4 separate regions of the Homo sapiens genome follow, and all the other regions are linked to region 3. A link is a loop called in an ENCODE intact Hi-C map of the cell type or tissue named here. Cell type or tissue: Calu3. All regions are shown on one strand.

What was found. Hi-C counts contacts between places; a loop is a spot of excess contacts. Peaks named below come from ENCODE experiments on the same cell type or tissue, not always from the same donor. Only the 100,000 strongest peaks of a DNase experiment are listed, where the experiment ranks them.
Region 1: a loop joins it to region 3, with 2.2 times the contacts of the local background. A loop is called at or near these places in 2 of 110 quality-filtered maps.
Region 2: a loop joins it to region 3, with 4 times the contacts of the local background. A loop is called at or near these places in 2 of 110 quality-filtered maps.
Region 4: a loop joins it to region 3, with 5 times the contacts of the local background. A loop is called at or near these places in 5 of 110 quality-filtered maps.

What each region holds. Positions count from the first base shown.
Region 1 is chr5:116,612,822-116,615,321 of GRCh38, forward strand. No RefSeq gene overlaps it. Among named protein-coding and RNA genes, the nearest start is that of SEMA6A, 39 kb to the left of the region's middle. In Calu3, no CTCF peak of the experiment used is centred here; DNase peaks (open chromatin) are centred at 1,360 and 1,880.
Region 2 is chr5:116,671,126-116,673,625 of GRCh38, forward strand. No RefSeq gene overlaps it. Among named protein-coding and RNA genes, the nearest start is that of LINC02214, 90 kb to the right of the region's middle. In Calu3, no CTCF peak of the experiment used is centred here; a DNase peak (open chromatin) is centred at 1,247.
Region 3 is chr5:116,764,529-116,767,028 of GRCh38, forward strand. It overlaps LOC105379133 (a long non-coding RNA gene), which reads left to right. Exons shown (of 4, transcript XR_948689.3): 1 at 1-53. Among named protein-coding and RNA genes, the nearest start is that of LINC02214, 3.6 kb to the left of the region's middle. RefSeq lists an enhancer at 1-37. In Calu3, no CTCF peak of the experiment used is centred here; DNase peaks (open chromatin) are centred at 1,113 and 2,253.
Region 4 is chr5:116,946,933-116,949,432 of GRCh38, forward strand. The region is part of intron 1 of LOC105379137 (a long non-coding RNA gene); the gene reads right to left. Among named protein-coding and RNA genes, the nearest start is that of LINC02214, 190 kb to the left of the region's middle. In Calu3, a CTCF peak has its summit at 1,157 (motif pointing left); a DNase peak (open chromatin) is centred at 1,169.

The DNA.
Region 1 (2,500 bases), 150 kb before region 3:
ACGTAGCTACCATGTTTAAGTTTTCTACTTCTATCAAAAATTTACAACAGAATGTTCAGAGAACTTTCACCATTCCCTGTAACTATAGAAGACAAATTTTGGTACGAGATGACACAATTACGTTTGTCTCCTTTACACTGAGTGTATTTAACATTTTAAAATGTAGGCGATAGTCTCATTAGCTAAGAGAGAAAGTATTCTGAAAACATAATCTCAGATTTTATGACTGGGCTTATGTTATTTACTAACTTCCAGAAAGAGGAAAAAGGGTAAGAAAAGTCCTCAAGTTATTGTTTCATCTGCAGGAAACGACTTGAGCTCCTCCTGGAAGTGAAATATGCATTATTTTCTACAAGCCCACATGCTTGGTCAGCTCTGTTTGTATCCTGCCTGATGACAGTTTAATGATGGCAAAACTGAAACAGTGCATGTGAATTTCATAGTATATCCACCTACTCTATTGTGTTTTGAACATCAGTCCAAACAAAATTTTTAAAAACCTACAGAGAAAGCATTTGTATGTGTATATGTGTGTGTATGTATGTGTGTGTGAATATATAAATATGGCTTTTAAAGTATTTCATAAAGATATTGAAATGAAACAATCTTCTCATAAGAAATCGGGTGAGTTGGTATTACAGTTTTCTTCCTACCCTTTTTCTTTTGTGTATATTATGGGCATAAAGGTGTAGGAACAATTTACAATAGGCGAGTGCCACTGGGTTGATTAATTGGTTGAATGGGTTTCTTTTGATTGTGGCCAGAACAAAACCTGGAACTGAGGGCCAGAAATGGGCAGTGTCTTGGCCAGTGTCACATAGCCTGTTAGAAGCACAGCAGAGGCCAGCCCCTCAGCTCTCCTGATACCCAGTGGGTTGTCATTTCACTAGAGAAAGAGATGTAGTTGCTAAAATTTTCCCTCTTTCTTTGCTTTTCTTATTTATTTTTTTCCCATATGGTGTCTTCCATCTGTATCTTGATACTGTTTCTATTAGCAACAACAAAAGAACTCACTTTTGTTTTGATTTTTAATTTCTCTTGATGCATCCAAATCTTTTTCCCACTGGGTTCCCAGCTAACTCTGTCCACTCTTCTCGTCAATACTCTGTTCCTGGGAGGTCTGGGTCTGTTTACTATGCTTTCCTGGCTGAATCAAGATAGCAGGAAGAGTTGGAGTGCTGACTTTGTTCCGTTCTCTATTTTACCACAAAAGTAGAGGGAGGTGGGGTGGTGGGAAGAGAAATTTTAACTACGGGTGAGAAATTCTTTGCTTCCTTTTATAAGAGAGGGGGTTTTCCCATCACACCAGCTGCTGTGTAGTACTAACTCATGAATCAGATCACATTCTTTCACCACCTCGCCCAGTGACACCTTCCTCAAGGCTGGACCTCTGCTGAAGAGAAGCAGGAGGAAGCTCTGCAAGGTGTGCAGAAAATACTCAGCAAGTCTTGGAAGAAATACAATATACGGCCAGGCGCGGTGGCTCACCCCTGTAATCCCAGCACTTTGGGAGGCCGAGGCAGGCAGATCACCTGAGGTCAGGAGTTCAAGATCAGCCTGGCAACATGGCGCAACCCTGTCTCTACTAAAAATAGAAAAATTAGCCGGGCGTGGTGGAGCATGCCTGTAATCCCAGCTACTTGGGAGGCTGAGGCAGGAGAATTGCTTGAACCTGGGAGGCAGAGGTTGCAGTGAGCCTAGGTTTGTGCCATTGCACTCCAGCCTGGGCAACAGAGGGAGACTCAGTCTCAAAAAAAGAAAAAAGAAAAAGAAATACAATATACAACATGCGAGCAAACTGTCAAGCTTTGATTGTTGGCTCTTCCCCTCTTCCCATTGTAGGCCCTTGGGTAAGTCGTGACTACTTTGGACCTCATTTCCTCGTCTACAAAAATTACCTCCCTCACAGGCAGGATGTGAGGATTAGCTAAAGCATTTGGCATAAAGCCTGGTCTGGAGTTAATTATTCATTTTATCAGTAGCACCAACAGGTGGGACATAATTTCTTGGGAACATTCGCAGATTTTCTCTGAATCAAGAAGTCAAGAAACAGAGCTCTGGCACCCAACATCCTTCCCTCTCTATCCCCGCCACCATATACAAGTTTTCTTTCTTGGGAATAATGGTAGGAGAAAGAGTTTAGGCTCCTGGGAGGATGTCCAGATAAGACATCAGGGCCTCAGCCAAGAGGTCTGAGTCCTAGGTGTATTCAGGTCCTCAAAGAGAGCTTCAGTGCCAGGCTGGGCACTGAGGCAAAGCCCAGAGAGCCACCGCAGCACGGGTCCTTCCACCAACTCCATGGTTTACTGGCAAAGGACTCCTGCTGAGTTGAGGAGAGCAGAGCTAAGCCTGTGGAGCAATGGCATCACCTAATCCTTCCTGGTTGGCTGTGGCTCCCAGGTTCCCTCACCACCTGCTTGGGGGTAGGTTGTGCCTTCCTGCCATCTCCATGTACCTTGTGATATAGGCCCACTCCCTTCACACGCGAATATTGCCCTCT
Region 2 (2,500 bases), 93 kb before region 3:
AATGTGAGGCTTGAGCTTGGACTTTTCTCTGGGATTAGGAAGACATGATGAGCTTGAAACTGAAAAAGAAAAAAACCATTGATAGTTCTGTTTGCACTCTACCCCATTCTCATGGCCTCTAAGTGCACTTGTTTGTGTTTTGGTTGAACAAGGGAGGTGATTATTTCTTCAGCATGTGACTCTTTCAGTTTCAAGCATACACACAGGCTTTTCTCATCTCTGTGAGGTCACAGAGATATGCCTTTTACATGATAGGTTACTGAGGTTGGGGCTTGGTGCTGTGGGGGTGTACCAGTCAAACCTCCTTTGTCTGCTATGTTGGTTTCAGTTCCTTGCTGGCTGTTGGCTGGAGGCTTCAGTTTCCCTACCACATAGACCTCTCCATAGGGTAGCTCACAACATGGCGGCTGGCTTCCCCCCAGGGAGAGCAATGAGGGATGGGGAAAGAGAGAGAGAGATAGTTTGTGCAAGCAAGCAAGAGAGAGCAAAGGCCAGTGGCAGTCTTTTGTAACCTAATCTCAAAAGTGACATATCACTTCTGCCACATTCTTTTGTCACATAGACCAAACCTACTGTGATGTGGGAGGATACTATCCAGAGGTGTGGATGCCAGGAAGGATCAGTGGTAACCATCAAGACTGGCTACCATAAAATGCTTTTGTTGGTTTGGGAAACTTTCTGGGAAAGCTTTCCTGTTTACGTTGTGTTGGTAAAGTCTTGTTAAGCTTTCAGTCTGATGGTTTTGAATACAGGATTAAATTTGACGAAACTAATAGTTGACAAAGCATCTCAGAGAATGTGAGTTTATAACTGGTTGCTGACACATACATAACATCAATGGTGTGAAGTATGGATATAATGCATGTACACTTAAAAATAACTTTGTATAGTGAGCCAAGATCGTGCCACTGCCCTCCAGCCTGGACAACAGCGAGACTCTGTCTCAAAAAACAAACAAACAAACAAACAAACAAAAAAAATGCTTTGTATACCCAGATACTTTCTGTAAGTTTTAGTATATGAGATTTAGACTTACCTAGTCTTTACTCTTTCAAAGTTGTTAGATTTTTTTTTCTCTTGAATTGTCTTCAGTTGGCTGTAATTTTATGCAAGTATAAATATGCAAACAGCCTACCTATACTGAAAGTACCTTAGTTTAACTCATTTGATGGACTTTAACTGTTTGGGACTCCAGTGTTCAATAGTGCTTTGTACAGCAGAAGGAAGTATGTGTGGTAATAGGTCCTGACATCATACCACATTCCATTAGCTACTTATTCTTTTATTAATTAACATCCTTTGGCATATGGTATATTGATGGGCTGTGAAAGAAGCAGAGAGGTTGAGAAATAATATTTAACTAACTTGGACACTAAGCAAAACCTTGTTTTTGTGCAAAAGAATGCTCCATGCCTTAAGGGAAGAAGATGGAATGTGTTCCAGTGATTAAATAAATCATGTTGAGCTTGATTTTTGTTTCCTTGTTTTATCCTTCAAGGTACTAGGAGATTGGCATCTTGGAGGAACACAAATAGAGATTTCAGGTGACAGGGAGGGGCTTCTGGATTTGATACCTCATATATAAGGTGAAGTGATAATATGAGTGGTTTTTTTTTGTTTGTTTGTTTGTTTTTTGAGACAAGGTCTCACTATATCACCCAGTGATATAATGGAGTGTAGTGGCGTGATCTCAGCTCACTGCAGCCTCGACTTCTGGGCTCAGGCAATTCTCCCACCTCAACATCCTGAGTAGCTGGGACCACAGGCACATGCCACTATGCCCAGCTAATTTTTTCTGTACTTTTTAGTAGACATAGGGTTTCACCATGTTGCCCAAGCTGGTCTTGAACTCCTGAGCTCAAGCAGTCTGCCAGGCTTGGCCTCCCAAAGTGCTGGAACTACAGGTATGAGCCACTGTGCGTGGCCTGATAATATGAATTTAACCAAGTGTGTATGATAGATTATCACAGTTTCTTTAAGGAGGTACTCTGTCCAGCCCTTGGAGTCATTGGCAAGGATGACTCCAGGTTTTTGGAACTCTTTAGGAAAAATAATACACAATTACATATATAAATAAGGTATGAAAATAAATATTTATTTCGAATGAGAAAAGAAGCAACAAATAATTTATTTAAAATCTATTAATTACCACACACATCATGAATCCAGAAAAAAAGTCACGATAGCTTTTACCTCCACACATTTAAGAAAGCTTTTCTCTTTTACCACCCACAAACTTTTGGTACTGGGCACTGTGGGACAACTTTCTATCACAACATGACTTCAGGCCTTGTATCTTCACATCTCAACACTGGGTGAATTGGCACTGTGGGTGCTAGGACTATTCCTGAAGTTATTAATTGGGGATGACTAGTGATAACTGCACACAGAAGTCACTGCAAACCCCATAAACATATCACACTCAAACCCAGCCAGGGGATCCCCAACTCAACATCCCCTATCAGATACTGAAAATGCACATGGCCACTCTGGCTCCTTC
Region 3 (2,500 bases):
ACGGATTTTGTAAGGCCTAGGGACTTTGTCTTTGGAGGTCCTGTCTCCATAAGGTAACATTAAAAATGAAAGTTTACGAGTGTGCTGCTATAAAGACAAACTTATGATGTTCTATATTAAAATACACCTAAGAATTCTTTTTTATTTTCTGCTAATCTTAAAGAAATTAGAAGATTTTTGTGGAGCTCCCCTTTTCTGCAAAGGATCGTGGGTCCTAGGCACTATCGTACTGCATCTAATGGAGAAGTCACCCTTGTCCCCAAAAGAATGGCATCTTGTTTGTTTCCTCCTATAAATAAATTTATCCCTGATTTCCAAGAACTCATAACCTAGATCATCTCTGATTTCACATTTCCTGCTGCTCTTATAGCTGCCCCCTGCTCAGGAAGATAAATAAATAAATAAATAAGACATAGGACAATTTCTAAATCAGAGTTTAATGGTCTTTGAATCTTAAAGGATTTATCAAGATAAGGTAGGAAATCAACTACCTTTTATGAGTAACTGCTATGTGCTGGTGTCATTTAATTTACGTAAGTTCCTATGAGTTAGAAATTGTCTCTCTTTTAAAGGGCCTTTCACAAAGGACCTAGGTATGTTGGTAACATGCTTGAAGTCATTCAACCAGAGAGGGTTAGAGCTGAGTCTGGAGCTCAGCCTGTCTGTCACCTCTGCTACACTTGCTGCTCCCTTTGCTTAGAACATTCTCCCCTGTTCCCCCCCTCCCCACCCCGCACCCCTACTTCCTTGTTATGACTGTGGCTGACATAAATAAATAAGACACAGGTCCATTTTAAAATCAGTTTAATGGCGTTTGAATTTCGAAGTGTTTATAAAGATAAGATAGAAAATCAGGGCTTTCCTTCAAGGCTGTTTGTGGCAAGCACCCTCAGATGGCAACCACTAGGTCATTCTCCATCATATCACACCACAGTGGTGCCCAACATTGCCTTTACAGCCATCTGGCATTCCTTGTTTATTTCTCTCTTATCTATGTGTTTATACTGTGTTTCAGTTTGTCTGTTTCTCCCCATTTCTAACCCCAGACTCAAGTGTATGGACCCCATGACAGCAAGGGTCTTTCCTTCCTGCTTTACTGCATGCCTGGCACACAGCCCGTGTTCAATAAGCATTTGTTGACTGAATGACTCAGAATCCAAAGCCTGTATGCACTGTAGGGGAAGAAAAATATATTTTTCTCATCCATCACTAGGTTCATGGATGAGGCCCCTGTAACAAAAGATAAATTAATGAGTGGAAAACATATACACACTTAGTTATTGGAAGTTTAACATGACACAGGAGTCTTTAAAGGAAATGAAGGCCTGAAGAAATGAGAAAGCTGGTGTATTTTTATGGTAGATTTTTGATGAAGAAGTGGATAGTTATGAAGAAGTATGATTGGGTAAAAAAAAAGTATGATTTAATGGTAATAAACTGTGTGTGGGAGGGTACTTAGCATGGACTGTTTGTTCAGATTCTTCTCTGTGACCCTTTTTCTTCAGAAATAAGGATGTTCTTTCCTACCAGTATTGGGAGGGCACAGTTCACATGAGGGTCTTGTGATCTCCTTCAGAGGAGGGTCAGAAAATTCTTCCTAGGTTTTAGGACCTGCTTTAGGGGAGAAGAGCAGGAGAAGGCGAGGGTGACCTTCCTGCTTCTGCTGTTTTCTCAAATGCCAAGGTGCCGTACTTTGGGGCAGCTTGTCCTGAACTCCATCAGCACATTAGCACATTATTACCACTGTGCACTGCTTCTCTGGATGGCTTGCTTTCTTTCTTCTTCTTTTTTTTTAATTTAAATTTTCTTTACTTAAAACGCAGCCAATTTTAAATTGAGATAATGTGACTCAATGAACAGGAAGCACAGGCTCAAAGTTCACAAGCTACATGAATTTGAAGAAATTGCTTAACCTCCTTATGGTTCGATTTCTTAAAATAAAACAAGGATGACAGAACAATGCCTCCCAGTCTAAATATAAGAGATAATAGAAAAACAAAACGTACCCTTATGGTGTACAAATAATAACATTAATCGAGGTTAACACAGCACAGTCAGTGTTGCTGTCATGGAATACTACAGGAGATTGCTCACCACCAGCATTATTACATAAGAAGTATTACAGTAAGCAGTGAGCTCAGAGATTGTCTATTACGAGATACTTTTTGGAGAGAGCATTGAAAAGGCAGATAGAAACAATGACTCAGCCAGTATTACTCATCTCTGAAGCAAAGAGCTGTGGGCTCCCGGTGTTGGGTTTGCATCCAGTGTTGACATCACTAAATGCTGCAGGAGGACTCCTGTGGTCTGAGTCCTGTTCATTTAGGAGATAAGACTCTCCAAAGAACTGGGTAATTTGCTGCGAGGACAAAAAAACCAAACACCGCATGTTCTCACTCATAGGTGGGAGTTGAACAATGAGAACACTTGGACAGAGGAGGGGAACATCACACACCGGGGCCGTTGTGGGGTCGGGGGAGTGGGGAGGGATAGCATTAGG
Region 4 (2,500 bases), 180 kb after region 3:
TTCACAATAGCCAGAAGGTGGAAACAACCCTAACGTCCATCAGCAGTTGAATGGATAAACAAAATGTGGTATATCCATGCTATGGAATATTATTCAGCCTTAAAAACAAATGAAGGACTGATACATGATAATGTCAGGCCTCCGAGCCCAAGCCAAGCCATCTCATCCCCTGTGACTTGCACGTATACATCCAGATGGCCTGAAGTAACTGAAGATCCACAAAAGAAGTAAAAATAGCCTGAACTGATGACATTCCACCATTGTGATTTGTTCCTGCCCCACCCTAACTGATCAATGTAGTTTGTAATCTTCCCACCCTTAAGAAGGTTCTTTGTAATTCTCCCCACCCTTGAGAATGTACTTTGTGAGATCCACCCCTGCCCACAAAACATTGCTCTTAACTTCACCGCCCATCCCAAAACCTGTAAGAACTAATGATAATCCATCTCCCTTCGCTGACTCTTTTCGGACTCAGCCCACCTGCACCCAGGTGAAATAAACAGCCATGCTGCTCACACAAAACCTGTTTGGTGGTCTCTTCACACGGACACACATGAAACTATGACTTGGATGAACCTTGAAAACATTAGGTTAAGTGAAAGAAGCCAGTCACAAAAGAAGCCAGTCACATACATATTGTGTGATTCCTTTTATATGAACTATCTGGAATAGATTAGTCCATAGAGACAGAAAGGAGATTAATCATTGCCAGGGGCTGGGGTGGTGGTGGAGAATGACTGCGTAATTTGTATCGAGTTTTCTACAGGTGTGATGAAAATGTTTTCGAAACAGGTAAGGGTGATTGTTGAGGACATTGCGAATGTACTAAATGCCACTGAATTGTATACTTTAAAATCGTTCGTTGTTATGCGAGTATTAGCTCAATTTTTAAAAATGTGCTAAGGTGAGTATAAACTTGCTTGGTGAGAACAGAAGGGCTGGAGTTAGGTACATGTGAGAATGAAAGGAAGGTAGATGTGAGTTTTCTCTCCCAGGAGCAGAAATCTTTTGCATCTACCCCTTTCCTAGTAACAGTGGCTCTTTCCCTAGATCCTGTGGGAAAGATGGCTTCCCACCTCCTCCCCGGCGATAGACTTGTCTTAACCTGCATCCCTCCCGGTAAGCAATGAGTGTATGCCTGGACCCTGGGGCAGGAGAGTTTGCTGCCCTCTGCTGGCAGATACGGCATCTGCTTCATAGGAGAGAAGGGTCTGGGGAAATAGGAAGTGTGTTTTCTCTCCCCAGCAGCTGTTGATCACTTCCTGCAGGCTGCATCATCCGGCTAACTTTGCGGAGTAGAGGTGGGAGATTTCTCTTCTGCCTCCTTTGTTCTGCCTGCAGGCTTTCTTGTGGGAAAGCAAGGTAGCCAGGGAGCCCACACTTCTATGAGTCTGGAGTTCCCGGCTATTCTATACTGACAGTCTAGTCCATGCTTGGCCTTAATGAATTTCTTAAAATTTTAGTTGATTTCTCCTTACTTGCTTGTATGCTGCCTACTTCTTTTTCTCGTGCTCTGTCGAAGATGAAATAGTTATATGCCTTGTCTGTGCTTGGGAGGGTTTACGTCTCCTTGGAATTTAGTTCACTTAGTGCCTAGATTGCTCAGCTCCAGAGAAGGTATGATTTTGTAGGTCATCTGTTTTTTTCTTATCGTTAAGTTTGGAGTGATATTAACTTATGGCTTTCTACAGTCGAAGTGGAAGTATGTGTGTGTGTGTGTGTGTATATATATATATATATGTTTGATCTATGTATAGATTTTCCACTCCAATCCATAGATCCAATCCACTGTTTTTCCACAGTGCCACTAAGTTTTAATTACTATAGTTTTATAATATACTTTAACCAGTAGGATAATTTCTCTCTCATTATTCATCTTTAATGAAAAAAAGATCTGGGTTATTCTTGTTTTTTTTTTTTCTTCTAAGTGATCAGCAGGATTATCTTTCAAGTTCTCCAGGAGATCTCATTGAAATTTTTATTGGGATTATGTTAAATATTAGAGTAGTTCTTTGTCAGCATTTTCAAATTCTTGAAGGACTATTTAGAATTCTAATTCTTCTTGGGTTAAATATGATAATTTATACTTTCTAAAATATACATTATCAAGGTTTTCACATATAGTAAAATATATTCACATTTTATAAAATATTTTCTATAGGATTTTAAAATCTATAGTTCTCTAGTTATATTTGTTTAAAATTTTTTTGATTTTTAGTTTATTTGCATATATCGTAGAGGTATATATTTATGGGGCACATGAGATATTTTGGTACAGACAGGCACAGTGTAATAATACCATCATGAAAAATGAGGTATCCATCCCCTAAGCCTTTATCCTTTGTATTTCAAACAATCCAATTATACTCTTTTAGTTATTTTGAAATGTACAGTTGAATTATTATTGACTATAATCCTGTTGCACAATCTGATTATATTTCATTTCTGATTTTTTATTCTACCTGATAAATCTTTCCAGAGTTTATCTTTTTCAGTATGC